Regions from separate parts of the Mus musculus genome. Here regions 2, 3, 4, 5, 6 and 7 are each linked to region 1. Evidence: chromatin loops called from intact Hi-C (ENCODE). Cell type or tissue: left cerebral cortex. All regions are shown on one strand. Links, peaks and the distances in the headings refer to the core of each region. The heading gives the core; the rest is flanking DNA.

What was found. A loop is a pair of places that touch in the nucleus more often than their neighbours do. Peaks named below come from ENCODE experiments on the same cell type or tissue, not always from the same donor. Only the 100,000 strongest peaks of a DNase experiment are listed, where the experiment ranks them.
Region 2: a loop joins it to region 1, with 4 times the contacts of the local background. A loop is called at or near these places in 16 of 42 quality-filtered maps.
Region 3: a loop joins it to region 1, with 2.4 times the contacts of the local background. A loop is called at or near these places in 13 of 42 quality-filtered maps.
Region 4: a loop joins it to region 1, with 2.4 times the contacts of the local background. A loop is called at or near these places in 7 of 42 quality-filtered maps.
Region 5: it touches region 1 in a loop (2.2-fold over the local background); 13 of 42 quality-filtered maps call a loop at or near these places.
Region 6: it touches region 1 in a loop (4-fold over the local background); 15 of 42 quality-filtered maps call a loop at or near these places.
Region 7: a loop joins it to region 1, with 2.5 times the contacts of the local background. A loop is called at or near these places in 13 of 42 quality-filtered maps.

What each region holds. Positions count from the first base shown.
Region 1 is chr1:90,971,475-90,975,828 of GRCm38, reverse strand. No RefSeq gene overlaps it. Among named protein-coding and RNA genes, the nearest start is that of Rab17, 4.0 kb to the right of the region's middle. In left cerebral cortex, for the core only: a CTCF peak has its summit at 2,387 (motif pointing left); DNase peaks (open chromatin) are centred at 685, 1,169, 1,400 and 2,400; H3K27ac peaks cover 493 bases.
Region 2 is chr1:91,247,876-91,252,229 of GRCm38, reverse strand. It overlaps Ube2f (ubiquitin-conjugating enzyme E2F (putative)), which reads right to left and starts at 1,926. Exons shown (of 10, transcript NM_026454.4): 1 at 1,793-1,926. In left cerebral cortex, for the core only: a CTCF peak has its summit at 2,148; DNase peaks (open chromatin) are centred at 723, 1,196, 1,363 and 2,074; H3K4me3 peaks cover 2,198 bases; H3K27ac peaks cover 1,453 bases.
Region 3 is chr1:91,018,973-91,023,326 of GRCm38, reverse strand. It overlaps a transcript of Lrrfip1 not described here. Among named protein-coding and RNA genes, the nearest start is that of Lrrfip1, 32 kb to the left of the region's middle. In left cerebral cortex, for the core only: a CTCF peak has its summit at 1,861 (motif pointing right); DNase peaks (open chromatin) are centred at 645, 945 and 1,856; H3K27ac peaks cover 1,179 bases.
Region 4 is chr1:91,177,011-91,181,364 of GRCm38, reverse strand. Ramp1 (receptor (calcitonin) activity modifying protein 1) reads right to left here and starts at 1,543. Exons shown (of 3, transcript NM_016894.3): 1 at 1,225-1,543. The coding sequence starts at 1,276. In left cerebral cortex, for the core only: a CTCF peak has its summit at 2,153 (motif pointing left); DNase peaks (open chromatin) are centred at 498, 1,402 and 2,120; H3K4me3 peaks cover 1,671 bases; H3K27ac peaks cover 1,775 bases.
Region 5 is chr1:91,036,338-91,040,691 of GRCm38, reverse strand. It overlaps a transcript of Lrrfip1 not described here. Among named protein-coding and RNA genes, the nearest start is that of Lrrfip1, 15 kb to the left of the region's middle. In left cerebral cortex, for the core only: a CTCF peak has its summit at 2,473 (motif pointing left); DNase peaks (open chromatin) are centred at 1,939, 2,529, 2,742 and 3,277; H3K27ac peaks cover 329 bases.
Region 6 is chr1:91,084,487-91,088,840 of GRCm38, reverse strand. It overlaps Lrrfip1 (leucine rich repeat (in FLII) interacting protein 1), which reads right to left. Exons shown (of 25, transcript NM_001310732.1): 8 at 3,836-3,895; 9 at 1,717-1,782; 10 at 130-207. Among named protein-coding and RNA genes, the nearest start is that of Lrrfip1, 33 kb to the right of the region's middle. In left cerebral cortex, for the core only: no CTCF peak of the experiment used is centred there; DNase peaks (open chromatin) are centred at 627, 924, 1,791 and 2,368; H3K27ac peaks cover 1,815 bases.
Region 7 is chr1:91,209,063-91,213,416 of GRCm38, reverse strand. All of the region lies in intron 2 of Ramp1 (receptor (calcitonin) activity modifying protein 1), which reads right to left. Among named protein-coding and RNA genes, the nearest start is that of Ramp1, 31 kb to the right of the region's middle. In left cerebral cortex, for the core only: CTCF peaks have their summits at 1,356 and 2,078 (motif pointing right); DNase peaks (open chromatin) are centred at 2,075, 2,452, 3,395, 3,902 and 1 more place; H3K27ac peaks cover 3,248 bases.

The DNA.
Region 1 (4,354 bases), core at 290-4,289:
AGCCTCCAGATACCTTGATCTTGGGCTTCTGGCCTTCTGGCTCTGAGGCAATGGAGTTCTGCTGTTTAAGCAATTCCATTAGTGGGGCTTTTACAGCTGTTTTGCAAACACACACACAAGGGTTGGAAAGGAGAGCATAGATTCTCTACAGGAGACGGGGCTTCCTTTATTCTGGCCCTTCTTCTCTCAGCCCCGTGTGGCTCTCTGTGACCTTGGCTGTGAGCATTATTCTTGGAGGAGCCCTTGTGTCCACATTTGTCCTTCAGGTGGCTACAGGCACAGCAGCTCTGGCTATTCAGAAGTGAGTGTGGCTCTGTCCACCCACCCTCCAGGTTTGGGAGGGTCACAGGTATTTAAGAAGGCTCACTCCAGAGCCAGCCTGTTAGGTGGCTCCCTGTGGCAAAGCCTGTGACCTCAAGGCTCAGACCATTATCCATTCCTCCATCTAGTTCCCAGGTGATGACTACAACCCAGCTGGATCTGAACTCCCACTCTGCAGCCTGATGTGGCTCCCTGCACAAAGTTTCCAAAAGGAGTTCCTAAAGCATGATTTGTCAGGCAGGCGTGAGGGTGAGCAGTGCTGCAGTCAGCATTAGGGAAGCTAGGAGCAACAAAAGAACCAGAGGGCTGAGTCACTGCGCCCGCTGGCCTTTCCGGATGCGCTGGAGAGCGTGACCACAGATGAGGACGGTTTCTCCCTGGGCAACTGCTGAGTCAAAGGCTGTATTGTTGCCGGAGCCCATTGATGGACATTCCCATTTGCCTCTCAGCAAACAGCTGCCCTGGTGCGTGAGCTGCAGCATGTGGAAGTGCTATGTGCCCACCCCCTTGCCAAGCTTGGAGATGACGGGTCTGCTGATGCTTTCCGTGGGGGCTGGACCAGGGCTGTGCACACTAGGGGGCTTGTGTTTACTGCCCATCTCTGAGTTTTCAGTGAATTGGTTTTTTTTGTTTTTTTTTTCTTTCAGGTTTATAAATTAAGGATTCAAAACACCATCTCTCCAGAAGTTATTTTCCCCAGGATTTCGTATAAAGATGGCTTTGATTGTCATGCGCTCATTTCTCCCTAGGGTTGCCTTGTGCATTCAGCTGCATGGTGTAGTCGCTAACGAAGATGAAGATGTGACTCCTGCAACAATATAGGGATTTCTTGGAACACTGGGAGGGCTCTTTTTATAATTTATGTCAACACTGAGCTGAGCGGGTGCCAATGCGCATGAATACATGACGCCTTCCTATTCTCTGACTATAATCCAGCAAGTCTTGCTGGGGGTTGCCCTCTGCTCTTTAGGTATCCTGCAAACGGGACTTCAAGGCAAAGGCACTGGGTTTGGAGGTAAAAGGAAGAGAAAAATAAAGTTGCTTGGGCAGCTTGTTTCTGCCTTCTTGACAAGATTGGGCAGGGCCATTAGCGTGGAAGTGAGTGGCAAGAAAAATGAGACCATGAGCAAGAGAAACAACGCCCAGTGTGGTACAGTGTTTGCCCAGCAGGTGCCAGACCCAGGGTTCCATCTTTAGCACTGCAAGAGCAAAATCAAAGCCAGAAACACAGCAAAGGAAACAAACCCATAAATCACACAGCTACAGTTACTGGGTAAGGAATTTGCAATACTACATTCAGTACAACAACAACAATAACAAAACTCTGTAAGAGAAAAGTATACACAGCAGGTGGATAAGTGGATTTCAGGAGAGATTTGGCAGCTTGTGAACAGAACCCAAGTCCTGTAGCCCCCTAAGTCACCACAACCTCCTACTGTCAGAGCTCAGCAACCGTCCTCTTGGGCTCTCTGTTCCTTTTTTCTTCCTTTCCTTCTTCTTTCTAGTGTAACTAAATATCCTTCTTGCTTATTCCATCTCCATACTGGATTCTTAGGTGAACCATGTTGCAGATTTCCAGTCTTGTTATTTCTATATGGTACTTGGAACTACTTGGATGGGGAAGTCTTTGGTTCCAGGATGTGGGAGCACGACTGGAGTTGTGCTGTTTGGTCCCAAGTGCTCTGCACCCTTTTGCTTACAGCATGGACACAAGCTTGGACAAACCATCTGGGCCCATTTTTGTCATCTGCCTGCTGCCAGCTGTGCGCTGTGTGTGGACCAGTACTGCCCAGCTGGCACCTGTCATTCTTGTTGCCTGTTCAGCTCAGTCTGCCTGCTGATGGCATCCCCTGCCTAGCAGGCAGTTGGCCTTACCTTGTTCATTCTGCTCCCAGAAAGAGGGCACCCCTGTCCTCTTGACTGTGTCTACATAAGCATTTCTTCCTGGGAGAGGTCTTCTCTGACTTTTCCTGATCCTTTCTGGCCTGGCTTGCAGTGTTCCTCCCCTACGGTAGGCCCCTGACTGGGGAGTGACCTGTTCCTCTGCAGGGCTTTGTCTCCCCCTGCTGGGGCTACCTGGGACAGCACCTAGCTTCCTTTTCCTGACTTCTTTCTGCTGCGCAGGCTGTTAGCCACGTGCAAGCATTGATGGCTGAGCGGAGGAATTTAGCCTGGCATTCAGAAACCACTACTGGAATTTTACATTGAGATAAGCAGGATAAATGTTTCGGGGAGAGACACTCCCTAGCTTCTGTTTATCTCAAGGCTAGGAGATTAGAACTTTGCAGAAGAGAGGAGTGCAGATGATAATCAGTCTGTTTGTCCTTAGCCACTGCTCTGCAAGGAAGCCCAAGCTCAGCTGTCCCCGGGGGAGCACCAGCATGCCTGGCTGGCCAGAGCTGGGTCATCTGGTTCCTACTGCTAGAAAGCTGGATATATTGGCAATGGGGCCCACAATTATGGGCTGTGCACAGAGAACAGGGGCACATGTCCGTGCAAGCAGTTAGCTGTTCTGCTGCAAGCCGGGAGAACCGCTTGAAAGTCACAAACAGATAGCTAATAAGATGGCTCAGGGGACAAAGACAATGCCAAGCTTTGTGGACTCCATCCCCGGAATCCACAGAGGGGAAGGATTCCTTTGACCTCAATAAACGCACTGTGGCAAGTGTGTGCAAAAAATATGTTCATGCATATATGATGAGTGAATAATAATGTAATAAAGAGGGGCTGGAGAGATGGCTTAGGGGTTAAGAGTGTGTTTCCTCCTCTTCCAGAGGGGCCGAGTTCTTCAGATCCAGTGTGGGGCTTATAACGTCAGCTGTGGGGGATCTGAAGCCCTCTTGCTGGCCTCCACAGTGCTGCACGCACATGCGAGAACCCACACAGAGACTCATGCGCATGCATATATTTAAAAGTACATTGGAAAGTGTTCACAAAACGCTCACACATGTTTAGGCAGCAGTAGGTCCAGCTGTTCCTGTGGGGAATGGGGTAGGAAGTTCTAGAGATCATAGGATAGCAAGAAGCTCTCATAGGGTAGCTGTCTATGAAAACAGAAAGTCTCTGTCATGCAGTGTTTGAACAGAGGTTGAGAAGGGTTTGCATAGGCTCCGCAGCCCTTGCAATTGTACCCAGTTTTATAATTTTGCCTTGTTTATTGTCTCACTATGAACCCAATGCTATCTTGCCCCCCCCCCGCCCCCAACTGTGTTTCACTCCCTGAGTACTGGGATTATGGGTGTGTGTCCCCAAGCCTGGCATAGTTCTGACTTCTTTTGAAAGGTGAATGGGTGCCCTGGAAGTTATGTGCATGTCCATGTGACATACTAACCTGGCTTAGTGAGAATTCTTGCCAGTGCCCAAGGTTGATGAACTGTCTGGAAATTGGCCACACACACACACACACACACACACACACACACACACACACGAATGACTTAGGAACTGCTCTGTCTTGTTTCCACCGCCAGCAGCAATGGTTCTAGTTACAATCTGAATTTTGGAGTTGTGGGTCCTCATCAACGCTGAAGTAGAGTTTATCCCATGTTAGCCCAGAGAACACATCCTTTGTTTCTTAGAGCCCTGAAAATTTCTCTCCCACAGCAGGCAACTCTCAGCACCTGAATCACACATAATCACACAGGCCAGCCAGGCAGGGGCTGCCTTTAGGAGTGAGCAGACAGGTGTCCAAGTGAGCAGACAGACTGGTCTAAGAGAGGATCTTGCAGGAGAAGACTACCCAAGTGACCTTTGGCATGGGGTAACTCGGAACACAGAGAAGGAATGCACCCCCAGCTCTTCTCAAATGTCTGGATTCTGGCTTATCCTGGTCCACCCTGGGAGAGGATCCGGTTGCTTGAAATCATCCGGAACACCAGTATACTCCTAGACACAAGCCCAGTGGTAATGGGGGAACCCGGACTCTAGGTAGCAGAATCCTGGGAAGGGAATTTGGTGCATACACCTCTTCCTGCTCAGGGCTCCAGTCTTCAGGGGAGGTCATGTTACAGGAAAAAGATGAAGATGTATTGTT
Region 2 (4,354 bases), core at 67-4,066, 280 kb before region 1:
CAGATGGTGAAAAGGAAAACGGAAAGGCATTCAGAGTTTGGCAGGCAGTCCCCTAGTGGTCACAACAGAGCTGCTCCTCACCCTATGGACCTGCACTGTGCTGCTCAGACCTGCCATGGCTGCCCACCGGCTCTCTTAATGCTCTCCACTGCTCTTCTACACTGGGCTTTATCGGAGGCAGAGGATGGGCGTACCCTGCTCTACTCTTCGAGGTGTAGATCCTAGCTTGTAATCTTCAGTAAGCTGTAGGCTTTTCCAATAGAACATGTTGTGCAAAGACTGTGCAGAGTAGAAAACAACACGAGTGGTGTCTCCACAGAAAACCCAACACGCATATTCTAAGGCAGGTAAGACTAGAGTATCCACCTATTTTTCTATCATCTGTATCACTTTCACTAGCATGGGAGGGAATAAACCAAAGTCTCCATTTGGAAATGTCCCCACAATCAGAAAATTAAATCTCCACAAAGGGATCAAACAAAAAAAAAATTACTCAAACTATCAAAAGGGTAGAAGCTGCCTCAGAATTCTCGTTCCCTCCTCAACACGTCCCACCTCTGGAAAACCCCACTTTGACCCAAACTTCCCTTTGCTCGAAAATCACACTGTGACTAAGGCAGTATTTTGGGAACCGATCAGCTATTCTGAACAGCATGCTCAGTTTCCAACTCCACAAGTTGTATTTGGCCCAGTTAGTTCCTCCTCTGGGTGGGACCAACTTTTAGGGCATCCAAAGAGGACTGCAACTTGTTATTTACCAGTCTCATCAAGTCATGTTTATTCAGCATTCCTATGTGCTGTGCTGAAATCAGGCTGGTGTGACCTATGCAGGGCCAGTTGGCTCACAGTGAGGCTAACTCCTCACTGACAGCTCCAATCTAAGCCATTTAAGAGAACTAGGGGCCACTAGGGCCGTTTAACCTTCCAAGCTGAAAGAAACAGATCGGGACTTAAACCGTACAGCATGAGTGTCCAAGGGTATCTAACCTGCCAGGCTTACTGACTGACCACTTCTGGAGCTCATCTTTGATTTTGGGTACTGAATATCAAGTTAATTTTGTCCAGGTACTCCTGTTAATTCTGTTCCTGAAGCTCCCCACAATCACTATCCTTAATTTCCTATGACTCTGCCTACTGCCCAGCTCCCCACATTCGGCCCAAACAGCTAGGAAGCCTCGGCACCAGGCCCAGCCACCTCACTGTTTTTCAACACCACCCTGCTCATTTCTGGAACCTTCGGTTCAATCTGATAACCAGGTCTTGGGATGCCCTCTTTCCCTTCACCGCCAAGCCCGACTAGGTTCTTAAGGAGAGCAGATTTTTACCCACAGGCCAAGAGCCCCTCCGGGAAGCCTTCCCCAGCAACTCCAACCCACCGGCAGCGCCGAGGAGTGGGTCCAATGCCCACCGGAGACGGAGGAAACTGAGCCGGCCGAGGAGAAGGCCACACCCCGGGTGACACGCCGCGGAACCGGGTCAGGGACCGAACCGGGCCAGGCGGGCCGGCCGCCCCTCCTCCCCGCCGTCGCCGTGGCGGGCCGCGTCCACCTCCCGCTTCCCTTCAGGGGCAGCGGCCTCCCCGCCGCGGCCTCGGCCTCGGCCTCCCGGACGGCCCGAGCTCCGCACCGTGACCTTGCGGGCGGCGGCACGGGGTCCGCCTCGGCCCGGCCCTCTAGAGCCGCCGGGGCTCGCTGCCCGCCCAGCGCTTCCCGTCAGCCGCCGACCTCGCGGTCCGGCCTGGCGCTCGGCGACAGGAGCCTCGGCCTCAGTCCAGCCCGCGCGACCAGCTTACCTGAGCACCGCGAGTCAGGCGAGGCGAGCCGGCACCCAAAACCATGCCCGGCGGAGCAGCGGCACTGAGTCGCGCTGGCCTTCACAGCCGCACCGGCTCCCGGCGGCGAGACCGGAAGTGGCGGGGCGGGGACTGCGCCGTGACCGCAGTGGGCACTTTAAAAAAAAAATTCAAAGCTACAAAAGAACTTTATTGGCAGCTCCACTCGTGGACAGTCACAGGACATACACAGGTCAACTAGTCGGCCCTCGTTCATTGGTGAAGAGCACGGCCTGAGGGTGGGCCATGTGTCAAGACCTTTGCTGATTGGTCACCGAAGCGCAAGCATCCCCGACCGCCTAGCGGCCTTCCGGTTTGTTTCCATTCATTTAGCGGCTTGCTTCCCTAGGAATATCGTACTAGTGCAGTGCCTGCTGGTGGAGCTAAGTTCCTGTGCCCGGCACCATTCCTGAACGCAAAGAATCCGACCGGTTTGCAGCTGCGTTAAGGCCATGGGATAGTTAGAGGTGGCTGCTGGGTGTGAGGACACTCTTCCTGCTCCTTATTTTTTTAATTTCTCATATTCCTATATGCACTTTTAAAAATCTACTTCAGGCCGGGAGTTCCGGCGCATACCTCAGTCCCGGCGCTCAGAGACAAGAGGAAGGCCTGGTCTACATAGTGAATTCCAGGACAGCCAGAGATATGTAGAGAGACCCTACCTCCTGAGGCCTTGGGGTTCCATGTGCAGCATCCTACTTGCAGCTCGTGTGGTATGCATTCTCAGTCCCTGTGGGACTGGAGATAGCCTACTTTGGGAGAGAATTCGGCAAGACTCCTAGAGAGGTAGGGCCTTGGAAAGAGGATATTTTCTGTGGAAAAGAACAAGGAGCGTCAGGTTTCCAGTGATTTTCTTAGCAATTCTGGGGAATGAATCTCAGGAGGTCTCACATGCAAAGCACTACCTTTGAGCTACCCGCCCCCTCCCCCCGCCTCCCCCCCCCCCCCGTCTCCCCCCTCCCCCCACACCCTAGACCCTAAGATTTCTTTTGAAATGAGGCACTTGGGTTCAGGGAGTAAAGCGTTTGTCAGCATGAGGACCTGTTTCCAAACTCGGGAAGATGTGAGGCAGAGGAGTCCTCAGATTAGGACCAAGTACCCTGACTTCCATTGAGGGGAAGAGATCCCCCGCAGAGCTGGGTTGCACATAGGAGTTGGAGGCCAGCCTAGATAACATAGAGTTCCAAACAAGCCAAGGTTACTCAATGAGATCCTGTAAACACAAACAAACAAAAAAGTGGAAGAAAGTTATCCTTTGACCACCCCATGTGGCACATGGCTACACACGCTCAAGCTTCCATCAGATACACACTCCTGCACAGATAGAAAGGGTAAAAGGCAGCCAGGCCTAGTGGTACACGGCTTTAATTCTAGCATTTGGGGAAGCAGAGGCAGACCTGCCAGACTGGTCTACATAGTGAATTCCTGGGCAACCTGAGCTACATAGTGAGATCCTGTCTCAATAAACAAACAAATAAGGCTTTTGATCTAAGGGAGGTTGCAAACACAGAAGAGATGGTACTGGTATTAATCAGCGTCCTCTAGAGTCACAGAGCTTATGGAATGTCTCTCTATATTAAGGGATTTTCATTGTGATCCAGATCAGAAACTTGTGTCTTCCAGCCTTAACATCTGGATCACGGGTGTGTCCTCCAATTTTGATTGTAGTTCATTCCAGATATAGTCAAGTTGATAACCAGGAATAGCCATTATAGTACTCAAGTGAACTCTTTATGACAAGCTGCCTCATTCTTTCAGGAAAACACCTTTGCTCAGCTAACGCTTGTCTTGTTTTCCTAAGCTTAAACAGCACTTTCTTACGGCTCCTCACCCCGGCACCCCCTCTTGCTCTCCCCGCTCTTCTTTGGACCCATGGCAGGTGTTCAGAACCAGTGTTATTGGGCAAGTACTGCATGAGTTTGTGCAAAGTTCTGGTGAGAAAAGATAAGGGCTTGAAGAGGCAGATACAGCTGGAACAGCTGAACCAATACGCCTGACTCTCAACATTGCAAAGAGATGAGTCACTTCTAGGTCCATTTCATAAGGGAGCCTCATGTGTTCACCTAAGACTTACCAAGAGCCTACTGGTTTATATAGTCCTCACAACAGCCCTAGTTAACAGTTTTCTGTTAGCTCCAGCTTTCAGGAAGCACAGAAGTATTTTGCCCAGCATGACTGAACTTGAATGTGAATCCAGCCCATCTGTCTCTGGCATTCAGTCCCAGAGACAGGCTACTAATGAACAGCAAGGAAAGAGACAAATGACTCTTAGAGACAGATTGAATGGATCTCTGTGGGTTCAAGGGCAGTCTGGTCTACAGAGTGAGTTCCAGGACATCAAGGGGGGTACACAGAGAAACCCTGTCTCAAAACAAAACAAGCAAAGAAACAAACAAAACAAATAAGAAACCAAAAAAGCAAGCAAACAAACAAAAAAACCCAAAGCAACAATGTCAACAACCCCATCAGCAGCAGCATAACAGCCATGCCACCTTTCACAGTTTAGCTCTCTCACTCTCTCAC
Region 3 (4,354 bases), core at 192-4,191, 48 kb before region 1:
ACACTAAGGCCGATTCAGAGCTGTTTCTAGAGAGACACTTCTTGCAATTGCTTCTCTCCAGAGGCGCCCATGGGGGAGTCAATATACTGGCTGCTCCTGGTCCTGGTCCTTGAGACTTGGCTTAGGAAATAAGAGCCTAGGCCAGGGAGACAGGCTTCCCTCCAGGTGTCCTCTAGGGCTGCTGATCCAATAGTGAGCACATGTGGCAGGGTGAGATCACCTGCTGGGATGCTATCAATGACCCCATGTCACTACTGAGTGAAGTGGGGCCACATAGGGAGCCATCGCTGTGGTGGTCACCAGATCTATACTAAAAGGCTTCCGTGTTATAAAACTGTATCGATGGGGCATGGAGCATGGCACAGAGCAGCACCCTATTCCCCCCTTTTCATGGCAAACCAAACAGTACTCTCCTTGGAGAGTTCCCAAGGAGAGTGCAGGCACAGAAGAAAAGGAGGTAGACTACGTGAGCCTGAACAGCTTTCAGAAGTACAATCGGCCAACTCTCACACCCATCTTCAAGCATGTAATTCAAGAACTTTCGGTAAATCCATGAGTGGTGCACCACCCCACACGCCCTGGTGGCAAGCCCGGCTGAGTGACAAACTCCAAACGCATGAGGCTGAGGTGACAAATGGCTCTAAACATCACGGCTGACTCAGAGCTATTTCTAGACAACCACATCTTCTGCAGAGGCCCCAGCAGGGGAGTGGGCATGCTGCCTGACCCTGTCCACTGCACACAGAGGTGTAACTGCCCATTAACAGTCCCACCACTTCAAGGATGCAATTCAAGGGCTTTTAGTGAATTCATAGTGGTGCCATCTAATTCCGGATGATCTAATTCCGGACATCTTCATCCCCACAAATGCTGCAGTTTTGTGGGCTGCTCTGAGCACTCTCTATAGCCACTCTCTCTTGGAAGTCCTTTTGGGGTGCAGAAGCATCCTGGGCACTGCCTTCTTTTCTCAGCTGCACAGCATCTCATCTCATGAGAAAGACACTACGCTCAGTCCCAGAACACCCTCCCTCTTAGGCACTGCTAACCACGGTTCAGTTCTCTGCTTTTGTGAGCTCAGCATTTTCTTTTCCTTTCTTTTTTCTTTTTTTAAGACAGGGTTTCTCTGTGTAGCCTTAGCTGTCCTGGATCTCCCTCTGTAGACCAGGCTGGCCTGGAACTGACAGAGATCTATCTACCTGCTGCTCCCTCCTGACTGCTGGGATTAAAGATACGTGCCACCACCACCCAGCCTATTGCACATGGACATCCGGATTCGCCGATGCCATTTTTAAAAAGACCATCTTTTCCCCATAGTGTGCCTTGGCATCTACATCAAGTGTCAGTGGACTGTGAATGCAGGAGTTTCTTTCTGCATGTTCTGTTCTGTCCTCCTGGTCCATGGGTCCAGTTTTATGCCGGTATTTTTTGCCACTGTGACTGCAGCTTTTCTATAGGTTTTGGAATCAGATGGTGAGAACCTCAACTTTGTCCCTTAGCTCAAGATTGTCTTGGCTCTTCTGGTTTCCTTGTGGTTTAGTACACATTTTAGGATTCTTTTTCTATTTTTTGTGGAATTCTTTTTCTATTTTTTGTGGAAAATGCCAGTAGAATTTTGATGGATATTGCATTGACTCTATTAGATTGCTTTGGGTAGTATTGCTATTTTAATAATATTGATTCTTAAGAAATGTTTACATTTATTTATGTCTGAGAGTGCTTTTGCCTGTATGCACGCGCACACAACACACACACACACACACACACACACACACACACACACACACACACACACACACATATCCAGTGCATGCAGTGCCCATGAAGGCCAGAAGAGGGCGCTGGATCCCCTGAAACTGGAGTTATGGATGGTTGAAACCACTATAGGATGCTGAGAACTGAACTTGCATTCTTGGCCAGTACAGCAGAACTGCTCAGCTATCTCTCCAGCCCCAGTATGAATTATTTTAACCCATGAGCACTGAAAACATTTCCAGCCATTAGTGTCTTTCTGGAATTCTTTCCTCAATGTTTTATAGTTTTGAATGTATAGATCTTTTTTTCCCTTAAACTTATATATCTAGGAAGTTTTATGACTTCAGGTAACAATTATACATGGGACTTTGTCTTAAGTTTTTCCCCAGGTAACTCCTTAAGTGAAGGCTGCTGAATAAGTATCTCCTTGAAACACTGTTTCCAGAAGTGATATTGAGAGAGTGCAAAGTAATTCTGTGTTCAAGTTTTTGAGGAAAATCTCTTTCTGTCCCAAAGTTGCTTCAAGCAAATGCTCAGATGCTCTGAACTCCAGCAAGCTAACCCTCCTTCAGGGGAAACAATGCACACCTCACTCGAGGGCTGGACCCTGGCTCATTTGACATTTCTTTCTCCTCTAGCCTTCATTCAGTCCTCAGCAAAGCACATGGGGCTGTACGATGCAATCTGATGAGGATGCAACTTGCCAAGCCTCCTGCTCAGCCCCCCAGTGGCACCATCCTCTTCCAGGGCCACCTTGCCAGCCTGGTCTCCTGCTTCAGCACTGACCACGCCCCTCCGGTCTTCATATACTTAGCCTGGGCAAATGTCATCTTCACAGTGGACAGATGGGTCATTGAAGATGAAGGACCCTCCTTTTCTCTCTCTCTCTCTCTCTCTCTCTCTCTTTCTCTCCTTCTTTCTTTTTTTTTTTGAAGATGCTCTTTCTCTGTAGTCCACGCTAGACTCAAATTTGCTTATGTAGCATGGCCAGCCTTAGACCTCCTACCGCAACCTCCCAAGTATGGAGAATGTAAGTGTTTGGCACAGGTGCTGGCTGGGACTCCTATTGTCTTTCTATGGCTCCGTTATGTTGCTGTGAGTCTAGTCAAAAATGTCTTTGTTGAATGGGAGAAAGAAGGAGTCAAAGAACAAATAGGTAAATGCAGACGAGGACGAGAACGGCTCATTCTGAGGATGCAGGTGAGGCCACTGGTGTCCAGGTAATGTCAGCTGTTCGTGATGCTCTGTACTATGACAGGAAGAGAGGACCCAAAGGTTTAAGAATAAAACAAAAATCCCAAACCCGGGAGCATCCTTTGCATCTTGCCACTGACTGTCAATAGCTAAAAGAAAATTCACTTTTATTTTAGAAAGCTACAACAAAATCTAGAAGAAAGATGCCTGTGCCCTGGCAGCTGCACCCACCCTTGAGTCACACTATTGCCGGCTTCATTGTACAGATGTAATGGGTGGGTCCCAGGACCAAGAGAACAAGCCACAAGTTCTCCACTCAGTAGACAAGCATATATCCTCTACCACAGTGGATAAGCACATATTACCAACCTTGCAGATAAGCACATATCCACCCCCACAGTTAGTAGATAACACCTGCACCCCACAGTAGATAAGCACATATCCTCCCCATAGTAGATAAGTGTATATCCCCCATCTCAGTAGATAAGTGCTTATCCTTCACAGTAGATAAGCACATATCCTCCACTCAATAGACGTGTGCATATATGCCCCATAGTAGATAAACATGTATCCCCCACTCAGTAGTTAAATTCATATCCCCCCATAGTAAATAAGCACATATCCCTCCCATAGTAGATAAGTGCATATCCCCCCACTTAGTAGATAAATACATATTCCCCCCACAGTAGATAAGCACATATATGCCCCCCACTCAGTAGATAAGTGCATATCCCGTTCTTAGTAGATAAACATATCCTCCCCCCATAGTAGATAAACACACATCCCCAACTCAGTAGATAAGGTCATATTACCCCTCCCTGCACTCAGTAGATAACACATGCCCCCTATAGTAGATAGGCACATATCCCCCACTCAGTAGATAGGTTCATATTCCTCCCCGTAGTAGATAAGCACATTTCTGCCCCCCATAGTAGATAAGTGCATATCTCCCACTCAGTAGATAAGTGTGTATCCCCTACTTAATAAACACATATCCTTCCCCCCTCATAGTAGATAAACACACATTCCCACTCAGCAGATACAACTGCCTTGCCTCTGCTCTGTTGTCCTATCTTCTGGGGATCTCTGAGGAGATGAGGTAAAGGAAACCAGGGCTGGCACTAAGGGCTCCATTCTGAGCACTCCTGGACCCTGCTAGGCCGCTAAAGGCACCTTACACAGGGAGAAGCGCAGTCTCTGCCATCCACGTGTGCCCTCTCCGAGGCCTCTCTGCATCTGCTTGGCTCTCCCTCTCATCCATTGCTCACTGTTAATTTATGAAAAACTCCACTTCTTCCTTTCTGCAAGACTTCCCCTTAAAGTCTTCAGTCACTGTTTTTGGTTTGTTGTTTTGAGACGGGGTTTCTCTGTGTAGCCCTGGCTGTCCTGGAACTCACTCTGTAGACCA
Region 4 (4,354 bases), core at 283-4,282, 210 kb before region 1:
ACACAAGCCTTCCAGGGTGCAGACTCTGGTGCACTAGTAAAGAAACTTAATTTATTTGCTTATTCTTAAATAAAAGGGGGTGGGGGAGGGGCCCAACCAGCTCCCTGTGCTGCTAATGTTCATCTCTTAGGAAACTGAAGCTAAAATTTCACATCAAGCCAAAAGGATCTGAACATAGCCAAAGACAGCAACATTATTATAAGGTTTTGATTTTCACGCAAGTTTAGCCAACACATATAAGGGGCAAATCCACCTTTAGATTCTATTACACAGAAACAGATTTTTAAAGTGTAGATCTGGCACTCCCTGGCAAGGATTAAAAACAGGAGAGCTCTGCCCTGCAAACGGTAGGTGTCCAGTGCTGTTCCTGCCCAGTCACCGGGGACAGGCCACACTGCCCCAAGCTGCTTCCTTGGCTATAAACAGCACTAGTGGGCAGCCTTTGCCACCACCAGAGCCTGTGCAGCAGGTGCCTCTGACCAATACCATGGGTATGGGAAAAGACCACAAGAATCATCAAGCCACAGGCCCTTCCAGGGACACTGGACCGACTCTTTGTTTGCTTTCGTTAAAATGTAGCTATGTACCTGAATTATGTCCAAGAGGTATGACAGCCCCGGGTCCTGAGAACGTTACAGACAAGGGAACTGAGATGGGCAGTTTCTTGTTAGTCACCCCTGGGCTACAGTTTCTGATCAATCTAAAACAAAATCCCAAGCAAGTCTGCCACCTCTAATATTTATTAGCCACACACGCCAACAACAACCACCCTTCACCCCTAGCCTCCCACCCTCCGTGGAAATAATAGTCTCAACCAGCAACTGTTGTAGGTGAGAGTCAGGCTTCCAGTTGTCCTTAGTGTCCGGATCCCTAAGCTGTGGCTCTGGTTGAAGACTGCACATCTGTAAGCTGCTTCTGGCTCAGGGAGCTTGCATCAGTTTGGAGAACTGAAGTGCCGACAGGGGAACCCCGCGACCCTATCCCTCCCGGAAAGCAAGCTGCCCATTGTATGATCAAAAGTTGCTGATGCCTTCGGATGGCCCGCTGGATGATGTGCCCAAGCCACCTCGTCTCCGTGGCAGCGTAAGGTGGTGCAGCGCCCCCTCCCCCGCCCCCATCACCACTCTACTGTCTTGCCCAGACCCCATGCCCTGAGTAAGGTGCGTTCAGGTGCTGCCCTCCCGGCCCCAGGTCACCACCAACGCTGCAGCCCGGGCTACTCACCCAGCAGCAGCCAGAGGCCGCACCGCGGGAGGCCCCGCAGGCCCGGGGCCATGGCAAGCAGAGCCCCACCGTCCCAGCGCCTTGCCGAGCTCTGCGCCCGCTGGAGACGCGCCGGGGGCGGGAGCTAAGGAGAGACCGCGCCCGGCCCACTGCGGCTCCCACGCCCGCGGCTGTCGAGGGCGGAAGCTGGCGGGCGGCACCTGAGGCTGGAGCGCGGCTGGGACTAGAGGGGAGCCTCCTGGAATGTCTGCAGGGCCGGATGGGCTTGGAGGGTCTCCAGGTCCCCAAACTCAGCACCTCGCTCTGACGGCTGGGTTCCTCAGCTATCCTGTGGGCTCTGCAAACACCCCGTGGTCCCATCTCCTTTTCCCCGTGGGGTGCTGGAGTGGTGTGGCCAAAACCAGCCCTGACAACCAACGTCTGTAGGACAAGAAGTGGAACCTCAGGAAAGATGGTCAGTGGGAACAAGGCTCCTTGGAGGGACAAAGGTGTGCTTGACAGCAGGTGGTGACAAGCCAGGGTAGGGTAGCAGAGTCCATGAATACCGAATTTAGGGACAAAAGGAATTGCTAGGTAAAAAGGTGAGACTTCCGTTGGGGTTGGCTACTGGCCATGACTCTACACAGGATGGACCAGTAGTGGTAAGGGAGACTTGGGTGTGTGAATATGAGCAAGAAAGGCCATGTAACACCGGCAAGCTGAGAACCCTGGGGCAGATACCCCAAGTACAGGCTAGGCCTGACCTGGAGAGTCATGGATGCAGCAGCTCAGACTAACTGAGCAGGTCTGCACTCTGCACGCTGCAGGTGAGCAGACTATCACTGGCCCCATACACTGGCAGAGACTTCACTCAGGTTTACAATACTGGTGGGTGAGCAGCGTTCCTCACAGCAAGGGGAACAAGGCTAGAGGCTGCTGCCACCTTCTGGCCAAGCGCTCAGGACCCTTAACAGCAACCTGGTATTCATCCTGAACACAGGCCAAGCCGACATTTGGGGTTCATAAACCTATGTCTTGGGGACCCCACATGTCCTAAAGTCAAGGGGACATGGGGAAGGGAACACATTCTTTTGGCTTGGCTAGCCCTTCGTTTTGAACCTTATGAAGCCCTGCCAGGAGGCCAGCCTCCTTTCATGGACAGACATGGGAGTACGGGCAAGTCATGGCTGGAAAGCAGCTGAGCCCTGCCTCATTCAGTCCTTCCTTTCATGTCTGCAGCTCAGAATCTAGGCTGTGAGGCTCCCCAGTAATTGCCCTGAGTTTCTCCCAATTCACACAGAAAGGATGCAACTCGTTGACACCCGGCCTTAGTGTGGCTGCCCTAGGACTGCAGGTTGGCATCTTCAGTCTGTGAGATTTGCTCACTTCTAACTGGTCATCAGCAGCATTGGATCCCCTCTCACATGGGCATGTGCTGACACTGCGTTAAAAGACTGTCAGAGGGAGAGAGGCATTAAGGTAGAAGTCAGCAGGTCTACTTCTGTACAACACCTTCAGTGGATACAGTTCCCATTTATACACGGAAAAGTAACCAGACCTCAGCAATTGCCACAGTAGACAGTTCAGGGAGCCCTGAGAACAAGAAATCAAGGCAGCCTGGGGCTGCCTACTAAGTTTCCAGACTTCAGCAGGATGAGGGAAGCCATAGTCCAGAAACCAATCTAAGAAACAGAGAGAACGCCTCGGGAAGACATCTGAGAGAGGCAGAGGGCAGGCTTCACACTGTACGTAAGGACACTCCCTGAAGTGCACAGCAGCAGCAGCAGAGCATGTGCACACACAGTCTGGAGCAGCCCAGCTTCCGCTACCGTAGAGGGAAACAAACTGTGCTCAGAGCAGCTGAGAGCGAGCAGGACTAGCCTTAGGCATCAGAGGAAAAGAACCGCTGCTGTCCCAGGGCAGCCTGAAGGAGCGGGACAGCAAGAAGCGAGACCACACAGCATACGGCAACACGTAACCACCACAGCCACACAGGGCTATAAAAACAAAAGGACAAAGAATACTAGAACCATGACCCCACTTTGAGGGGCCTAACTTATGCAACTGTAGTCCCGGAGGAAGAGTGTGAAAGACACCCACAGGGCTACAAACCCAAGAATATCAATAACCCCCAGATAGAAAAAGACTGATCAGGAGAACTGCTGTTGGAGTTCGTCAAAAGACCTTTACTCACAAGGACCACAGAGACCGCCGCCATCGCTGCAAAACGCATGAGGATTTTTATTGATCCAACATGTTAGGGACTCCCCTCTTTCTTTCTTTCTTTCTTCCTTTCTTTCTTCCTTCCTTCCTTCCTTCCTTCCTTCCTTCCTTCCTTCCTTCCTTCCTTTCTTTCTTTCTTTCTTTCTTTCTTTCTTTCTTTCTTTCTTTCTTTCTTTCTTTCTTTCTTTCTGTTAGGGACGTAGGCCAGAGGAGAGACCCAGAACAAAGAAAGATCACACTTTTTATACCTTTGTAAGGGGCAGATTTGAGCAACAGGGTTCTCACTGGTGTAGCAAGTAACCCTTTCAGGCATTGGTTGGTTTGTATAGTAACTAAGTAACCCTTTGGCCTAGTCCCTCACTTTGCTTGCCCCCCATGGTGGGTTATTATGATTTGGTCAGCAAAGTAATAGTACATTAACGTCACAGCTATTAACGTCAGGGGAATTCTTGCAACAAAAGGTGGTTTGTGGTCTTTGTCGGAATTCCATGTGGGGTAGGGGGGCAAGAGAATTGCTAATCTTGTTATGGTTATTTCTCTGAGAACAGCTAATATTGTTTTGGTAGCTGTAAGCTTAGTCATTTTGACCACTAAAACTATGTTTTTACATTTGTTTAGTCAGCCAGCTTCCTTATCTGGCTCTGTACTTTGCCTGCTAGTTCAGTATGGAAAGTCCTTTTTGAAGGGGGAAGGTACTGGGTGGTCTTGAATTCATTTTGGGTATTACACTGCTAACACCAGTCACAGCAGTAACACAGTCCTCACCAGTAAGTAGCCAGAGGAAAGTGGCACAGGCAAACGGGGACATCTTCACGTGCAGCTGGCAAGAACACCAACTATTTTTAGTTTGCCATTCTCCACTGGACAATAGGAGGCTAGACTCGGGCCACTGTCACTGGGCCAGTTGTTCTAAAGCACAGCTGTTAGG
Region 5 (4,354 bases), core at 65-4,064, 65 kb before region 1:
TTGTACACACTACGAGGACCTTAAGGTCTGTCTGTAAAGTATCGCATGGCTGCAGTTACATGTGGTTCTAAGAAGTTTTTAATTTTGGTTTGGGGTTGTTGGGAATCAAGCCCAGGGTCCCTCTTCTGCTCAGCACAAAATGCTATGTCACACCCTAGCCAGGGTCCCATTGGTGGTCAGAGTCTCAGGGACAGAAGGTGGCACTGTTGGGGCAGAGGCTGGGTGAGGAGAAAATAGGAAGCCGATGTTTTTTAAGTTGTGCAAGAAGACAATGGATGCGGGAAAGATGGTGGAATTTTGTTGTGCTTATTTCGTCACAATTTAAGGAATACTATTTTTAAAAAGCAAGTGCACACTCTTGTTTATTTAACATTACAAAGAGAGGAAGAGGCAAGCCAGGCAAGGTTTCCCCTAGAAAATAGGGGGAGGATGGTGGAATCCCAACTGATTCCAGATGAAATCAGCCACCGAAAAAACTAGGAAATCTTGTGGGGGAGAAGTGCTCAGAGAGTGCAGGGAGCCAACCTCTTGGCTCTGGACAGCTGATCCCCAAAAGCAGAATCTCACTGACAACTCCATGTGCATATTCAGGCTACCACCACCAGGGAAATAACAGCCAACTGGGCGTGGCCAGCTGGTGTGGCACATTGGCAACTGCCAATTTAACTTGAAGACGAGGACTAAGGATGGAAGACCCCCATCCCTTACCTAGTTTGTGAAAAATGCTGAGCTATATCCCCAGCCAGGGGAAGAGATTATCAACATTGTCTTCTTTCATTAAGCAATGATGGGGTGTGGAGAAGGCTCTGTGGGCAGAAGTGCTCGGTACACAGGCATGAGGACTCAAGTTCAAGTCCCATAATCTATATAAAAGGCAAGGCTATAGGGTGCCTGTCACCCCACACTAATGGACATGGAGACTGGAGGAATGCTGGCCCTTTCTAGTCACCAGCCTAGCTCCAGATTCAGTGAGAAACCCAGTCTCAAAGGCATATGCCATAGATGATAGAGCAACACACACACACAGAGCAATGGCATTTATGATAAGACTGTGATAGGATGCAACCTCCTCATCCATCCAGCTTCATGCCTTCTTTCTCTCTTCAGAAAATAAACAAGCAAAACCAAAACAGACGAGAGAGAGAGAGAGAGAGAGAGAGAGAGAGAGAGAGAGAGAACAGGAAACATTCTGAGTTGGCCATCTACTGCTGGGCACTGGGCCTCCCCGTAACTGTCATTTGTATATCTGGTGAGACTCCTTTGCAAGCATGCATCAATTGGAGCCAGCTTCTTGGTTAAGATGAGTGCCCTTCAGCGCTGGGACCCTGTCTGGCTTGACTTAGGCAGGTCCACATGCTGCCACAGTCTCTGTGAGTTCACATGCTTATCAGTCCTGTTTGCGTCTGGAAGACTTAGGAGTCCTCCATCTGCCTCTGGGTCTTTCTTCTTCCCTGAGTCCCGAGGGGAGGGAGGGCTTTGATGAATGGTAGGATTCATTCACTGCCTTTTCTCTCGAATATTTTCTATGAGCTTGAGGATGGTTTTTTTTATTTTAAAAGAGGGATGTAATACAAGGCTCATTTGCCTCCGTCCTGTTCTTTGAAAAAGAAGAAATAAAAATTGGAAGGAAAAACCTTTCCTGTGTGTTTCCAGAGACTTCCAAACCTTCTCTGAGAAAGAGGAAAAAAAAGAAAAAGAAAAACAAACCAACCACAGGAAACTGCAATTAATTAATTAGGCTGCAGCTGTTTTTAGTACTTGCCTGTTTCCGCCTGTGTTAGGATGCTTCTGGCTCCTTAGGGAGGCAAGGGGCCCTTTCCGAATAATGTTCTAATTTACAAAACAAAACGGCGTTACACCCAATCCTTTTGCAAACTTTTGGCAAACGTACTTGTGAAGTGTGAGACTTACTAAGTGTATCTTTTCAATCCTGACACAGTGTAACAACCACTGTCTAGTCAGCACAAGAAAGCCCTGGAGCTATTTTTAAAGAGGTGAGTGAGCAGGTGCAGGCAGCTTGGTTGCCCAAGGCAAAAGGCTCCAGGAAAGCAGAGGCAGTGTTTTGGAAACAGCTAAGGCTAGAGACAAGCCTTGAGTAACTGGACCCCAGGAGCATGGAGTGGACCAGGCTCTGAGAACAAACTCCAAGTCTTGGTCGGCCATCACTGCAAAGAGAGCCCATTGGACTTGCAAACTTTATATGCCCCAGTACAGGGGAACGCCAGGGCCAAAAAGGGGGAGTGGGTGGGTAGGGGATTGGGGGGGTGGGTATGGGGGACCTTTGGGATAGCATTGAAAATGTAAACGAGGAAAATACCTAATAAAAAAAAATATATATATATTAAAAAAAAAAGTTATTGGAAGGATGTGAAACACTAGAGAGGTAACCGACCGAGCTCCCCATTGCTAGAGCAACGCTGCGAGAAGCAGGAAGCATGAAGCTGTGCTGGGCAATTCTCTTCTGCCCTCTAGTGTCAGGTTAGAAGAGCCCTCTGGGGGAGGCTGGACTGCAGGGAGGCTGCCCAGAGCTGGAGTTGGGGGAGGAGGAAGGGTTTGGAGCAGAAGTGCTTAGTAACTAAGTGCTTAGTAGGTTTGACTGACTCTAGCAACCTCGGAGGAGGTAGGGGGATTGTAATGTAACAAGTCCATGGCCAATCAGGACCACCCAGCACATTCCATGCTAGCTGGGACAGAGTGTGAGATCTAGTCTCAGGAACACATTACAAGAAAAATTATGAGTAATTGTTGCAAAATCGTGCCTTCCTGCTAATCACTATAATCACTCCTGCACGCGGCTTGGAATAGCCTTCCTGTATTTTTTGCAGCATGCCTGTTTTTGAACTTGACAAAGAAAGACAGCACAGGGGTAGGCGCCTTTGCATCCCAGGCCCACTCGGAGCGCTTCAGAGTCTTCGGGCTCTGCGGAGTAGATTCCTATATTGCTCTTGTCCCCTGGGCTCTCACGGCCCTGCTTTGAACATGGCCTAGATGACACTGCATGCAGATCTTCTTTCCTAATTCTAAATTCTAGGAGCTTCAGCAGCCGCCAGCCAGGTACCTCAGCCTGGCCCAGAAGTCCCAAAGGTATCTCAAAGGCCACAAAAGTCCAAAGCAAGCTCCCATCCCTCCACTCCCAGGGTCTTCTTCCTACACACCTTTCTTGGAGCACAGAGGGTGCTACTATCCAGTACCAACTCAGAAGGCTGTGTGTAGCTACTCTATTCTTCCCCTCACCAGGAGGAAGAGGCTGTGTAGAGACAACTGCAGAGGCTTGGCTGATCACAGGAAAGCGGAGGTGATACTTGTGGCTGGTACCACTCAGAGCCCACACAAACGGCTGTGGCCACATGCAGCAGATATGAAGACTACTCTCAGTCTGTCCCCTACATCCTCTCCCTCTCCGCTCATCCCCAGAGTAGCTTCTCCATTCATACCACGCCACTGCACCCCACAGCCAGTGTCTTTCCTCAGGTCTTAGTGCATCTGCTCAGAATGACTAAAGCGCTCCCTTATGCAGCCGACCTGGTCAATTATTCAATAGACAAATACGGACATTATTACCACAAATACTGTCACACATCACACTGAATGTTAATGACGGATATAGGAATGACACTGAGAGCCAGTAGGTAAGAAATTAGATGAGAGGAAACCAAGTAAAGATGCTGAAAGTCTGGTATTTATGTCTTCTGGTTAGGTAGGAAGTCAGATGTGAGGGAGCCAAGGAAATTGTATCTTCCTGTCAGTCAGGATGCCCCCTATGGTTAACCATCCTTGAAATTACAGTTAGGCTATTCCTTCTCTATCAGAAACACAGTCAACAGATGCTTCCCATTCGCCAGGGACCTCAAAAGTTGGATAATATGATTTGCTTTGTGGTTTTGAGACTTTTCAAGAGAATTATGGGAAGAAGTACCTTAAATGGAAGATCTAGTCTACCATGGTTTGGGAGGAGATAGGATTATCTTACCCTGTGAATATGCCACCTGACTTATAAATAGTCATGGAACTTCTTTTGGGGCCAGAGAAGTAGCTCAGCCCATAAAGGTGCCTGCTACCAAGCCTGATGACTTGAGTTTGATCCCGAGGAAGGTAGGACAGAGAAAGAGAAGTGACTCTGGAAGGGTCATGTGTGCATGTGTGCGTTGCACATAAAATAATGTAACACAAGTAAATAAGTAAAGGACTTCTTGTAAACCAGGTGTGGTGGCGCACGTCTTTAATCCCAGCACTCGGGAGGCAGAGGCAGGCCGGATTTCTGAGTTCGAGGCCAGCCTGGTCTACAAAGTGAGTTCCAGGACAGCCAGGGCTATACAGAGAAACCCTGTCTCAAAAAACAAAACAAAACCAAAAA
Region 6 (4,354 bases), core at 293-4,292, 110 kb before region 1:
GTCCTAGCAAGCTAGCCAAGCCAAGCCAAACAGCCCTAAGCCTGGCCCCGTGACTACACACTGAAGGGGTTGAACTGCCCTCTACGTTCATCGGCCACAAAGCGCTTTGCAGGGAGAGGGCAGACAGACCCGGGATCCATTCTGGGTAGACAGGGGTTTGGAAGCAAGGCCACTGCTGGGAAGGCCAAGGTTGGAGCAGGAGAGTCCCTGTAATCAGAGAAAACAGTTGAGTCAGGTCAGACGGATGGGGAGAGGTGAACTCACTCCATGTCACAGGTGGGTTAGCACTGGACACACCAGGCAAAACAGCCTTTGTCATGCACTTGCTGGGCAGGGGGAGGGCAGGATGGTTAGAGAAACAGCAGCCCACTGACAGATCCAGAATGGTTATACCAGATATACTTAGAACTTTAAGTCAGTGTATGAGTGAATGACACACACACACACACATGCACACCAAGATCATGATGCGTTTTTTTAGTCTTTGTAATTTGAGATCTGATATTTAAGATTTGGTGGAGGAAACTCTGCTTAAGAAATAGCTATTTCACCAGGGACAGCCTCCTGTCTCACCCCCTGGTTAGGCATTACACAACAAAAGTGAATCAGACAGGCACGCTGGCAGGCTAAGCATCAGGAGTCTGAGATCCAGTCTGGAGAATGGCGTGGTCTATGTCTGAGCAGCCAGCTCTAGTTCTGACGTAATTCCCGGAGTACAGATGCTTTCAGCTCCGTGAGTTGAGTTGGTCGTGGGCTCTGTTTTACCTAGGGATAGCCTTTAATCCCTTAGGGATTTTTTTTTTGTTTCCTTTTTATTTCTTAAATTAAAAAAAAAAAGATTTACTTATTTTTATTTTATGTGTTTGGATGTTTTCTCTGCATATATATATAAGTATATTATGTGCATGCCGGGTGCATATGAAGGCCAGGAGAGGGTGCTGGATTCTCTGGAACAAGAGTTGTAGACGGCAGAGAGCTGCCATGTGGCTCCTGGGAATGGAACTCTGGTCCTCTGCAAGATCAGCCAGTGCTCTTAACTGCTGAGCTGTCCTCCAGCCTCTCCTCTTTATTAAGGCTTATATCAATTCTGATGACCCTTTCCTGGGATAGTGGGACCTGGCCAGTGATGGGCTGTGTTTTAGGAAGAAGATTCAGGAGGGGTTCCCATACTGCTGGCTTATCTGGGCCCACTCAGTTCCCCCCTACCTAAACTGGTTCCCTGGTTTGGTGAGTAGATGAACCTTAACTGGGACACGTCAGCCCCAGCTGGTAGGACTCCTCAGTAAATAGAAATCACCTGTCCAGGTCAACGCCTATCAGTGTATACAGATAGCTAGACCAGACTGGATTTCCATGCCAAGGTCTGACCATCCCTGACAGAGTGCACAATGCCTAGTATCATTTTCAGAAAGAAGGTAAGAAGGTCCAGGCTATTTTAAGTGTTTTCCCTTTGGATCAGTTCTAACTGGAAGACAATATACACAAGCAACCCATTGGTTCACTCATGGTAGGATGTGACAGTTTACATTAAATACAGGTCAGTGGGGCAAGGTTGAATGTTAAATCACTCCTCAGAAGTTCAGTAGAACATCATTTCAAGAGCAGCTTGTGAACTAGGTTGGGGGGAGGGGGAGCAGAAGTCCACGTACAAGGATGCATGCTACAGAACCTGCAGTCTCTGAAGAGAGGATGTGAAAGATTTAAATGGAAACCAACCAACTTCTCCTCTCTGCAGGATGACAAAGTAGAGACTCGGCCATCACCGCCGCTGAAGCTGGAATTCTGAGCACCAAAGGAGAGAGACTGTGTAAGCGGTGAGTGCCTCCTTACACTCATAAGGGAAGTACAGGCACACCAGTGTTAGGACCCAGGAGCTCTCTGGCTCACATGAAGAGTCTGCAGCGCAAACTCTTAGCAAGTGAGTGACTCTTAGCAAGTGAGTGAAGTTGAATGGCCTATTATTAGCCAGTTGCTTACTGAATTTCATGTCAAACCCTTGTAGGCTCAACTCTCTCCTTTCTGCATAACTCCTTAAGTAACTGAAATTCTTTCTATTGCAAGAAATGTCAGCTTCTCTTCAGCCTAGCCCAGCACCTCGATGAAGAGAGGTAAGGGAGGCTGAGAAGCTCCCAGGCCTGCAGCAGGGAGGTGGGGGTGGGGGTGGGGGTAGGGAGCCTTGAGTATACACTGTAAAGCATCAGGCCACAGAGAATGTGGGGGAAGGGCACAGGAGCGGTGACATTACACACAAAGGATCAAGCAGAGAGCAGACAGACATTCCCAGGCTCTTATCAGGCAAGTGTCTGCTTCTTTCACATCTGCCAAGCTCCTCCATCCCACTCACACTTTCCTCCAGATTGCCCCGAGTTTAGTTTCTTAAGTGTGACTTAGATGAAGTAAGGCGTCAGTCATGTGACTCTCTCTAGCTCCTTGTTAAACCAATTTTACATCTACTTTCACTCTGAGAACAGTTTTATCATCAGGCTATTTTGGATTTGACTTTTAGAAGCACTGCCTAAACCTTAACTAAATCATAAGGCAAATTAGTACTAAATATATGTATGACCCACAGCTCGATTGCCACCCCGAGCCACAGACAGACAGGGTGACAAAGAAGGTAGCATTGGAAGGAAGCTGGATCTAAGAGCTACCAAATACCTTCAGTTATGGTGAAACTTGGGGTTAAAGTTACGGCTAGTCAACATGGAAACGTTGTGGCTGTGGTAGCCAGCTCTGCAGCCACAACTTGGGCACAGTTGGCAACATTATTGAAGGCCCTGCACAGGCAGGTGACTCCAGGCTTCTGTCCCCGAGGTACTTTAAAGGCTCAGGTGTCAGTGTAAAGGGTGACAGGACAGAAGGCTTGCACTAGGAGGTCTCTGAAGTCTGGAACTAGAGAAGCTTAGAAGGGGACATATAAAAAAAGCACAGGCAATCCTAAACAGGTTTCCAGAAGGCTCAAGCAACCTGTTCAGCCAGTTTGGGAAAGCCGAGACTGTTGGCTTACTCTCTCTCTCTCTCTCTCTCTCTCTCTCTCTGTGTGTGTGTGTGTGTGTGTGTATGTATGTAATCTGAAGCTTAGAAATGGAATGGAAGTGACTAAATGCTATTTTAATATAATTAAAATAAATTAAATCTTATACAAGAAACTTATTTCCAGAAGGGGAAAAATGACATTAAGAACAGGAAGGTATTAGGTCATTTAACTCAGATTAATCTGTTTGGATCATGAGGCTTAATTAAAATGTGCCCAATTTAACCTTCTGAAAGGCCCAACAATCCTTGACAGATCCCAGGCCTTCCCCAGTGCTCTGAGCCTCCCTCTGGCTCTGGTTTCTTCACTAGGATGTCTGCCCTCACTCTCACCCTTCCACTCTCACCCATGAGCACTCAAAACATCAGAATTCTGACCCCTCTTCCCTTCCTTTCTCTCATCAGAAAAGTACAGGATCTCATGCATGCATTTAAGGTAAACATTAGACTCGCAAGCTTGAAATTTGGGAAACTGAAAATGGTGGTCTTCCATCCACGTGAGAGCTGAATCACCAACAGACACATATAAGGGAGGCCAATAGTGGACGAGCCAATTCTGCATCCTGGGTATTTTTAGGAATGCTTATCAGCTTCTTAACGTTAACGTCTAGAATGCGAATCATGCTAAGAATGCTTGAATACTAACATTTGAGAATGTTAGAATGCGCTGGGGGGGGGGGGGTGGGTAAAAGGAGCCAGGGTAACACAAAAAGAGCAAAGTAACTAAGTTTAGCAATGTATTTTAGACACACAGAAGCAGCGACCCCTCAGAGCACGTGCCATGCAGGCTCGCTGTACTAACCCTGCCAGATCTTCTACTTAGGGACTGGGATCCACAATAGTCTCCGTCATAACCGTTAGTCTGTTTCAACAAAGAAAGAAGAGGTCACATCAGTGTAATTAACAGGGCAGGTACAAACCATAGAGCAGCACTTATCCAGGAACACACTGAGCCTTCTCTGCAGAGGAACTGAAGGGAATGAATGGGGGTAACCCCAGGGCAACAGAAAGCACTCCGTCCCACACACATGTGCCACACACACACACACACACACACACACACCTGCCAACATGCCTCCTACCCCATTGCAACTCATCAAACACAAGCATGGTGCCTGTGCCATTCCCTCCTGTGGCGTGAGGCCCATGGCTTGATGGTAAACTGCTTCTCTGGGCAGTTTTCCTGTGTTCAATCTTAGGTTAGTGCCATGGAAACTTGAGATTTCAAGAAGGCTGAACGCCAGGCCAGAGGATAGTGACCTGCCCGGCTCAGTTAGATTCTGGGTAAGGCCTGGACAATGCAGCCGGAAGCAGCTGTGTC
Region 7 (4,354 bases), core at 265-4,264, 240 kb before region 1:
TAACATGGATAGGAAAATTCAAAAGCTCTTTCTCCCTTCTTTCTCTCGATCCCTCTCTGTTCTCACAGGTTTCCAGCCAGCTTCTCTTTCTGTCCTCTCTGTCCTCTCTGTCCCCTCCTTCTCTGCCCTCATGGCTCTGCTCCCTCTCTGTCTACCTCTACCCGTTTTCTGGGTCCTCGTTCCTTTCCCTCCCACCAAATAAAGTGGTTCATGACTTTAGTCCCACCACCTGGAGGCCACCCTGTTCTACACAGGTCCAGGACAGCCAGGGCTTATACAGGGGGTGGGGTGGGTGGGGGAACAGGCATGATTCTTAAGAGCCTAATCTAGGGAGAGAAAGAGAGAGAGAGAGAGAAAGAGAGAGAGAGAGAGAGAGAGAGAGCAAGAGCAAAAACATCAACTATAAAACCAGTAAGTAAGTTAGAGCAGCAAATTAACATGTAAATAATATACAGTGCCCTGTGCATAGGGCTGCACGCCTTTAATCCCAGCGTCCAGATACAGGGCAAATATATCTCTGCAAGTCAGTCTTCTTTATGAGACCTTGCCTAAGAAAGAAAGAGAGAGAGAGAGAGAGAGAGAGAGAGAGAAAGAGAGAGGAAAGGAAAGGAAAGGAAGGAAGGAAGAAAGAAAGAAAGAAAGAAAGAAAGAAAGAAAGAAAGAAAGAAAGAAAGAAAGAGAGAAAGAGAGAAAGAGAGAAAGAGAAGGAAGGTAGGTAGGAAGGAGAGGCACAGAAGGCCTCCGCAAAGTGCCCACAAGCTTCATCTAGCTGTACAGAACACATTAAAGTCTGTCATAAAACCACACTTCAACCTGTCAAGGGAGAAAATACCATTTGATATTGAAAAGCTTTTGATAAAAAGTCACTTCTTTCCCTCCTCCTCCTTCTTCCCCTACTTATCATTATTCTGAGACAGAGTCTTATTATGTAGTCCAGGCTGGCATCAAACTCACAATCCTCCCTCCTGGGCATGTACACCATCCTAGCACACAGCTAGTTCTGAAACCTCCTCTCTCATGAAGAGGCCCTTTCCCTCAGCAAGCACATGCTTCCATTCCTTGTGGGGCCTGAAACCATCCCATCAGCCAGGAAGGGGCCTTCAGGGCAGTGATTGCTGCCTTTGGTGGCAGAACTCAAGATCCCCAAAACAGATGGCAGGGACTTTCTGCCATGGGCAGAGGCTGCTGCCTGGACTGCAGAAAGTCTTGCTCAGTCCAGCACAGTCAGACATTGAGTGAACAGCTAGGGCTACCCGGGCAGTCAGTCTGCACAGAAGGTCTCCACTCCAGCGCAGGAAAAAGCAGCCCACCCAGCTTATTGGTGGTATTCAGACAAGCCAGGGAGATGCCCAGTGCTGTAGGAGGCAGCAGACACCAGGGCACCTTTCCCTGGGTTCTGGGAGATGTATGAGGGAGCCTTGCTAGTTGTTGGACTAAAGCACTTTGACACTTTCCTAGGCTAGGGAAGCGTGGGCAGCGCCAGTGGGATCTGAGCCAGCTGTGTCTCTCTGATAGTCGCACGGAGTGGTGTGGGATGTGCAGTGGGGGGAGGGAAAAGAAGGACACTCCACAAGTGATCCCTGGCTGTGCTGTGCCATGCAGAGGGGAGCTGAGTGTTAAGAAGTCTCTATGCTCTGCCAGCCTGCGACTTCCATTAACCATGTGGCTGGCAAATGAGTATTTTAAGATGATGTTGTCCAGAGCTCCTGACTTTGGAGCAAAGCCATTTCCCAGGCAGTACAAGGGTGTTGTTCAAGACATGGCAGCACGGGTGAGGTTGCCAAGACCCTGGGGTCAGCAACCAGCGACAGCACTACAGGCCTGGTATAGTACCTCTGCAGTCTCAAGTCACTTCCCTCACTCGTGTGCACACACGACACTCGCTGACCACCACTGGGCATCTCTTCTCTCTTCTCAAAGCCAAAAATTGGAACAAAGATGGGAGAAGGAATTCTGGGAGGATCTGGGTGGCAAGAAGGAGACTCCCTGCTGCATTGTGGATGCCCAATGCATGCAAGCACTCAGAGGCCCAGAGAACAATGATAAAAATGGCAGCTGAGATTCCAGTGCCCACCAGAGGGCACCACTCACTACAGCCTTCAGACCTAGGCAGAGGATCCCTGGGGAAGCCTGGTTTCTGTGTGAGCACCTGGTCTGCAGTGGTGAGTCCTCAACTCACCAACCTATGGGAAATGCAGCCCACACCCTGTACAGTCAGAGCTGGGACTCTCTCTTTGATCCCAGGAGAAGGAAGATCTGAGGGTGGGGGGTGGAGGTGAGGAGACATCGGGAATGTGTTTCTCAGAGGGGTAGTTTGACACATCTGTGGGCCACATTGCTTGGAGAAGGGTATCCCTCTTCTTCACAGGGCCCTGGTCTTGCTCGGTTAACAGAGTTTGCTGTTATCCATCTCCACAAGTGATGTCATCTGCATGACTGCTGAGCTGTGATGGAATCCCCACTCCTACATGGCCATCTGGGATAATGGTCCCAGAGCTAAGAGGGAGTGCCACCGAGCAGAGCCCAGGACAGCCTCCACTGCTCCCAGAGAGAGAAATGCCCAGCCAAGGGGACTGCTACAGTCCAGAGAGCCTGCAATTTGTTCTTAACATTTCTGGGGATTGAGACCGAGCTTGTAGGAGAGTGGGGTACAATAATGCCACACACTCCAGCCCAAACCCAGGCCTGGGGCTCCTCTGGCTAATGGCTGGTCGTAGCTTAAATATTTGCTCCTCTCCTGAACCTTGATGACCTCTCAGACTTCCATAGCTAAGACCAGCCTGCAGAGAAGCAGGTTCCATGGCAATGGGGGAATGTGGAACAAGGCAGATGTCAGGATCCAGGGGGGCTACTGAGACCAAGACAGGTCAGGCCAAGTCCCCACCACTTGGAATCCATAGACATCTCATGTTAACTAAAGGCATATGAAATGAGGCTTTAGGTTACAGTCTCTTATGGCTGGCTTGTGCACGCATGATAAGCCTAAGATGGCTGAAGGCTTGCTTGCTTTTCAGAGGGCAGGAAACCATGGTACCCTGCTATCACAGTGGGCTAGCCTTGTGACAGTGGGCATATGTGTTCCCTCCACAGACCAGGGTACTTGGTGAGGAATCCTATAGAGAGATCACAGAGGGCGAGTGCAGAGCTGGATGAGCCAGAAGACTTTTCATCTCCCATCCCTGCAGCTCCTTCCTCTCTCTCCTGAGAAGTCTCCTCTGTCCTGGCACCGTGTCCCTCTGTCCTCCTTTCTCCACCATTCCCACTCTTCAGGTTCCGGGCCAGAGAGAAGTCTGGGCACCTCTGCCAGGCCGGGAGGAAGAGAAGTTTCTAAATCCATCACTGGCCCCACATGCAGCTGGCTCTGGCACAGATGCAACCCATCGCTGCCAAGCCAGCTCCCCACGGAGAGGCCCCACCAGGAGGGTGGGCACAATGCCACTTCTGAGAACAGGCCTGGTCAGGCACCAGCTCCTGGGGCTTTGAGATGAGGCAGTGTTAACATTCAGCAAGCATCCGAGGCAAAGTCACAGAATTTTTTGCTAGTGCTGGCATCAGGGTCTGGACGGGGGCTTGTTCTATGTCAGTGAGCCCAGCCCTGGGGGCTGAGGACACAGGGCACAGTGGCTGACTACTGAGGCACAGGGAACATGTGGATTGAGTGTGATCTACCAGAGATCTCCAGGGACCCTCTCATGGGGACCCTCTGTGTAGCCAAGAGACGCTGACCTTGACTCCAGCTTAGTGAGGGTAGGGTATACGCAGACAGGGTAAGGCCCAACAGCTCCCACACTCTTGGGGACATGCCTTTGTCCAAGCCTGGGATTAGGCGTGACAGCCGGGATGCTATATTTGGATGCTGCCATCCAGGGTTGCTGTTGTCCTTACAAAGCACGCAATGGTAGCTGGAAGGAGGGGGCTGTCTCCTCCAGTCTACCCTCCACCCCAGCTTCCAGGCAGCTATCCAAAGCTTGCCTCTCCCCATCCCTTTCTTCCCAAGAAACTGTGACTCTAATAGCAGCCAGCAGACTTACAGGGCCTATCTGCCGGGCTTCCTGAATGTGTCCTTGAGCTGTCCTCCCTGCTGTACCCCTGCATGGGACAACTCATCACACAGGTTACCAACTCACTGTACCACATATGGCCCTCCTGTCCTAGCCCAACCTCTTTCAAGGGACTAGAGAAGGGAAGGATCTGGAACATTCTACTCCTGTAGTGTCCACTCTCAATGCGACTTTGCAATAGCAAGTTACTGTTCACAAAGCCTCCATATTTGCAGCTTTAAGTGGGTCCAGGTGGTTGCCAGCAGCTTGTACTGACAACCTCCACTGAGGATCCCTGCTTCCTGGGAATGCCC